2 separate regions of the Homo sapiens genome follow, and region 1 is linked to region 2. The links are chromatin contacts, found by Hi-C or POLR2A ChIA-PET in ENCODE. All regions are on one chromosome and are shown on one strand. Each heading gives the region's core, a stretch centred on a gene start or an enhancer-like site at or near the end of the contact. The rest is flanking DNA. Distances are from core to core; before and after follow the strand shown. Region 1 holds the start of RCN1 (reticulocalbin 1). Region 2 holds the start of ARL14EP (ARF like GTPase 14 effector protein).

Region 1 (2,700 bases), core at 44-2,543, 1.8 Mb before region 2:
TTTCAACCGGATTTTTGTATCCCTACACTAGATTTTATTTTATTTTTATTTTTATTATTTTTGAGATGGAGTCTCACTCTAGCCCCGGCTGGAGTGCAGTGGCGCAATCTCGGCCCACTGCTACCTCCGCCTCCCGGGTTCAAGCGATTCCCCTGCCTCAGCCTCCCAAGTAGCTGGGATTACAGGCGTGTGCCACGACGCCCGGCTAATTTTTGTATTTTTAGTAGAGACGGGATTTCGCCGTTTGGTCAGGCTGGTCTCGAACTCCTGACCTCAGGTGATCTCCCCACCCCTCCCCCCGCCTCGGCCTCCCAAAGTGCTGGGATTACAGGCGTGAGTCACCGCGCCCAGACTCCTTACGATAGATTTACAGGGCGATTAGGCAAAAGGCAAGACCACTGCGGCCGAGACCAGGAAGCAAGCCTGTCGCTCGCCTGCCCCTTCATCTTTTATCCATTTATGTTCATCCCTGAGATTTTCTTAGCGAGTGTCTCAAGCCCTTCTCCCCGGGAGTGGGGGATCAGAGAGAAACTGCGAGAGAGTGGGGAGGAACTCATGGCACTAACAGGCCACTGTGGACAAACTCTTCTTTTGTGCACTCTCCCCTCCCTTCTGATGCAACCTGGGGGAGGGGGCGGGCCCTCGCCGTCCTGGCTCCCGCGGCCGCTGCCACGTTCTCGCCTCCCCGCGAGAAACCACCCCGGCCGGGGCGCGGCGGCGGCGATCTCCAAGCTGGGGTCCCGGGGCCCTCCAGCAAGTTAGCCTGAGCCCCAGCGCCGAGTTGGGCAGGGCCCCATCCTCGAGGCCGCGCGCGCGATTTCGCTTTCGCTTTGGCGGTGGTATCCCGCGTGGCTCTCGCCCAGGCGGCCCTCGGACACCTGCGCCGCCCCCCACGGGGCCCTGGCCGCGGCCTCACCCTAGCCTCTCCTTGCTCTCGTCCGGGGTGAGCTGGTCGAAGGTCTTGGAGTCCTCCTTGCCCAGGAAGGCCTCGTGGTCGTACTGGAAGCTCTGGTTGTCCTCAGGGGGCCGCTCGCCCAGCTCCGAGTCGGGCCGCACCACGCGCTCTTTGCGCACCGTGGGCTTGGCCCGCAGAACCCGCGGCGCCAGCACCAGCGCCAGCAGCAGCCCCAGGGCTAACCCCAGGCGGCGGCCGCGGCCACCGCGCGCCATCGTCCCGAGGAGAGGGCGGCCGAGAGGGAGACGCTGAGCGAGCGACAACAGCGGCAGCTCGGGAATGGGGACTCGGAGCGCGGCGGCAGCGACAGGGTTGGGGCCGGCGCGGAGGAGGGGACTGGCCAGTCCCTCCGCCAGTGCCCGCCCCGAGCCGGAGCAGAGGGGCGCGCCTGGGCCTCGGGCTGGGAAGCTGCGGGCGGCCCCGCTCGCGCGCCCATTGGTCGCTGAGCTGCCGGGGGAAGCCGGGGCCGCGGAGCCACGTCGCCAGCTGGGGTGGTGGGCGCGGGGCTCGTGTTTCGCCTCGGCCCCTCCCCGCGATCTTGTTGCTAGGGGCGGGCCCGGGCGAACTGGGCTAGGGACTGGAGGGCTCGGAGGAGGATTGGGAAGTTCTTTGTCAAGCAACAGATGTGCAGGATAAAATTCCCTCTGACTTCCTACAGTTCCGGGAAAACTGTAAGGAAGGAGACGTTGCCCTTCCTCAACTTCCAACTGAGACCCCGAATCTCAGCCCTAGACCCTGCTCTAAGATGTGCTCTCAAACCCAATTCAACCCCATTTAGTAAAATTTGGAGTCTGGTTACAAACGCGAGCCTGGAAGGAGACCAAGACGGGCGAAGTCCCCTAGAAACGAGGGTCGTACTGTCAGTCGTCAAGGAGGGTCAAGCGGGGAACTTCTATATGACCAAGAGTCCCTCTAAAGGGAGCGGTACTGTGCGTTCCAGCTGCCAGGGGAACGCAGGCCCCACGCTGATAGATAGTCCTGTTTCCCAAATGAAATCAATCAGGATTTTAGATTTTTATGTTTTATTTCTAAATGTTGGTAACTCATTTTACAAAAGCACTAGTTGGATCCAATCTTACCTGTATTCAGTTGGTAATGCTACCAATACAGATATCTGTCCCATCAAACTTTCTGCAATGATGGAAATGCCCTCTATCTGGTCTGGCCTGTAGGTAGTGGCTGTTGAGCACTTGATGTGTAGCTTAGTGTAAGTGAGGCACTGAAATTTTAATTTAAATCTAAACTTAAAGAGCCACACGGGACTAATGGCTACCGTATTGGACGGTGAGGTCTCGAGCAGTCTCAGCCTTTTGACACTCATTGAAAGCCATGATCCTCTTCCAGAAAAATGCACATACAGCTACTGACACGGGTGCTTGATTAAAGAGTCGGAGGATTCATGGATCTTTTGAAGCCCCACCTATGAGCCCCAGGTTAAGAATCCCTAGAAGGCCGGGCACGGTGGCTCATGCCTGTAATCCCGGCACTTTGGGAGGCGGAGCCAGGTAGATCACTTGAGGTCAGGAGTTCGAGACCAGCTTGGCCAACATGGTGAAACACCGTCTCTACTAAAAATACAAAAATTAGCTGGGCGAGGTGGCGGGCGCCTGTAATCTCAGCTAGTCGGAGGCTGGGGTAGGAGAATCGCTTGAACCTGGGAGGCGAAGGTTGCAGTGAGCCGAGATCATGCCATTGCACTTCAACCTGGGAAACGAGAGAAACTCCATAAAAAAAAAAAAAAACCC
Region 2 (2,700 bases), core at 89-2,588:
TACCCGTTCCAATATGTTAATTTCCCTTAACATAGTTTTTTAGTTTGTTACCAGTCTCCTTATTAGTGGGAAAAGTAACATTTAGAGGAAATTTAACAAAACAAAAAATTTACTTCGTTTTTAGGTCAACTGATGTCTCTTTTATGAAAAACATAAAAAAAGTTTTCATGAAATGTTTTATGAAAAAAATTAAAGGCTTTTCTTGGCATAGGGTCTTACAACTTACACAGCGTCTTCCCAGATTATCTCTTATTTAATAAAAATATAATTTAATCTACCCCTACTCCCCAAATCAGGAGCTTTAGTTATGGGTACATACGCCTACAAAAGTCACGCATCCTGCAACTGTGAACTTTTTGTGCCTGTCATCTTCAAATACTGATTACCTATAACATGACAATTGGCCCAAAGGCAAAGAGGAGAGTCTCAATCCTCAGGAAGATCTAGGTACAATAAGAAAGGTAAAGGCAATTTAAAACAAAAATATAGTCCATAACACCATTGAAAAGATTTGGTTCAAGTGTGGTAGTCAGGACATGCCAGGTACAGTGCTTAGGGCAAACATCATTTCAGGAACCTTCATAGCCACCCTGAGGAAAGTACTATCATTCTCATTTACAGATGAAGAAACTCAAGCCTAGAGCTGTTGTTATCATGCCTAACAGAGTGCCCCCAAACCCTGCAATGATTCCCAACCCAACCCTGTAAGAGGCCACATACATTTCTTCCTTAGTTCACGGCTATTTACAAATGACTAAAACCACCAGATCCGTCCAGTGGGCACCTACTAAGTTCATGGTACCGGGATGGAAAAATAAACATTAGCCTTTGGCCTCAAACGGCCAGGGTTGAAAGGATTCTGATTTGAAAAATTAAAAACAAAAATAGCAGAGATAAAGGCTGTCTACGGAGTTCAAGGCCACAATAACCCTAAGTAGTTCACGTCAAAATCGTAGCTTTGAAGGTCCTGGGCCTACAGGACAGGCGACGACCCTCAGAGAGGTCAGAGGCGGCAGAACCTGTGCTGGGCTTTGACACAAGGCGTTGCGTCGCAGATGAACTACGCGGGGGTAGGGGTGAGAGGCCCCGGCCAGCAGCTGGAAATCCCCCTCACGTGTGCGGGCCTCCTCTTCCACCTCTCCCCGGGTTCCCCCGTTACGCCGCCGGGCTCCCTCGCCACCCAGGGGCCTGTCTCCACTCTCCCACTCCTCTCCAGGGCCTCCCCCGTTCCCCTTCCACCTTAGCTTGAGCTCTCCTCCGCCCGGCTTCGGGCAAGATGCGAGTCCACACAGGCCACACTCGACCGACCGCTTCCCAGCCAGTCCCCGCGCTACCACTGAGAGGACGGCAAGCGCGGGCTAGAGGAGCTCAACGCCACCACAAAGAGACGTCCGGGAGAAGCCTAGAGCGGACACGAGGCTGGCCGCCTCCGGGGACGGAAGGGGCGGGGCGGTGTGAAGTGGCAAATGATTCAAGGCGAGGCAAGAGGTGCTTCAGATGCTGTCTTTTGCAGTCCTCCGAGAGGTTAGGGATGTGGGAGGTCCCTGGGGGCCATCTCTTACAAGACACAGTTTCCACTAAATTGGATCGTATTTGTACATCTCTACACCTGTGCGTGATAGTAAACTTTTGCACCCAAATACCCCGACCCCTGAAGGAGAGTGTGAGTTAAAAGGATCTGAAGAACGGACCCTTTGTTTAAGGTCTCACATTCTATTTCTTTAATTCAAGCGAAATATATTCCAAAATGCATCTTTTATTGTAAGCTATAAAAATAGCTATTACTTCGAGTAAAATGTAGGCTCCAGGAAGATGCTTGTAAATTTTCTCAGAACAGAAATGGTATTTTTATTGTATCCTTATTGTCTGTCACAGTATAGGTGCTCATTAATTTTTAAAGTGGGTTTTATTATCTAGAATCCAGGAGAACTGAAAGTCTCTTAAAGATTCTTGGCCTTTTAATTATCTTAAGGTCGGGATAGCAGGGAAACAAAAACTTGTTTTAAACTCCCAGTGAAAAATGAGGAACAGGTAAATAAGACAAGCCCCACCAAGGCCCAAGCGTGCTAGTAATTCTCTGCATCTACTGTAAGCTGTTTTCTGCAGTGCGTCTATGGTCCTCCCACCACTTTCATACTGCTCGCCGACTAGGCAAGCGATTTGATGCCTAGAACTAGGGAATGACAGAAAGGAAAAAACAATGAATAGTTTCTTCAACTGTGTCTGCAGGAGGTTGCATTCTGTAATTCTTTTACTGTTTACTTTGTGGTTGGCACTTTGTTAAGCAATGATTAGACAAAAACAAAATTTATTTCTGCTTCCAAGGAGCTCACAGACTAGTGAGAGAGGAATAAACAGTTAATCACAGTGTGGTGTGAAAAGTGTCATAACAGAAACACATGGATATAAACAGGATAAAATGATAGGGGCTAAAGCAGGAGCGTTCTGGGAGGAGATTAATGCCTGCATGGAACTTAATTTGATGCAATTGTGACTTCCTAGTAAACTAGGCAAGCTATCCTAAAGGTAATGAAACAGAGAAGGCTCACAGATCAAATTAAGATTATTAAATAATATAGCCTATTCAATTTAAGTATCCAGTGAAAAGGTGAAAGAGTTGTGGTAAGTGGACACACTTAGGATAAGGTGCAAGCAAGTGGAAGGACGCCATCACCTGAATCATGGGTTAAGTAATGTTCA

What was found. Hi-C counts contacts between places; a loop is a spot of excess contacts on that map. ChIA-PET counts read pairs that join two places held with the same protein, here RNA polymerase II (POLR2A). Pooled maps may share reads with other maps.
Region 1: a map of CD4-positive, alpha-beta T cell shows a loop between it and region 2 (17-fold over the local background). The contact joins the promoter of RCN1 here to the promoter of ARL14EP in region 2. A Hi-C loop is called at or near these places in 4 of 168 maps with a recorded cell type or tissue (CD4-positive, alpha-beta T cell and naive thymus-derived CD4-positive, alpha-beta T cell), 8 of 37 single-sample maps with no recorded cell type and 17 of 50 pooled maps. POLR2A ChIA-PET finds 5 or more read pairs at or near these places in 1 of 52 experiments (activated naive CD4-positive, alpha-beta T cell).

Annotation. Positions count from the first base shown.
Region 1 is chr11:32,089,667-32,092,366 of GRCh38, reverse strand. It overlaps RCN1 (reticulocalbin 1), which reads right to left and starts at 1,293. Exons shown (of 6, transcript NM_002901.4): 1 at 917-1,293. The coding sequence starts at 1,170. RefSeq lists an enhancer at 1-80 and a silencer at 549-1,578.
Region 2 is chr11:30,321,742-30,324,441 of GRCh38, reverse strand. ARL14EP (ARF like GTPase 14 effector protein) reads right to left here and starts at 1,338. Exons shown (of 4, transcript NM_152316.3): 1 at 1,240-1,338. ARL14EP-DT (ARL14EP divergent transcript) reads left to right here and starts at 1,496. Exons shown (of 2, transcript NR_187437.1): 1 at 1,496-1,524. RefSeq lists a silencer at 1,109-1,238 and enhancers at 1,309-1,558, 1,071-1,676.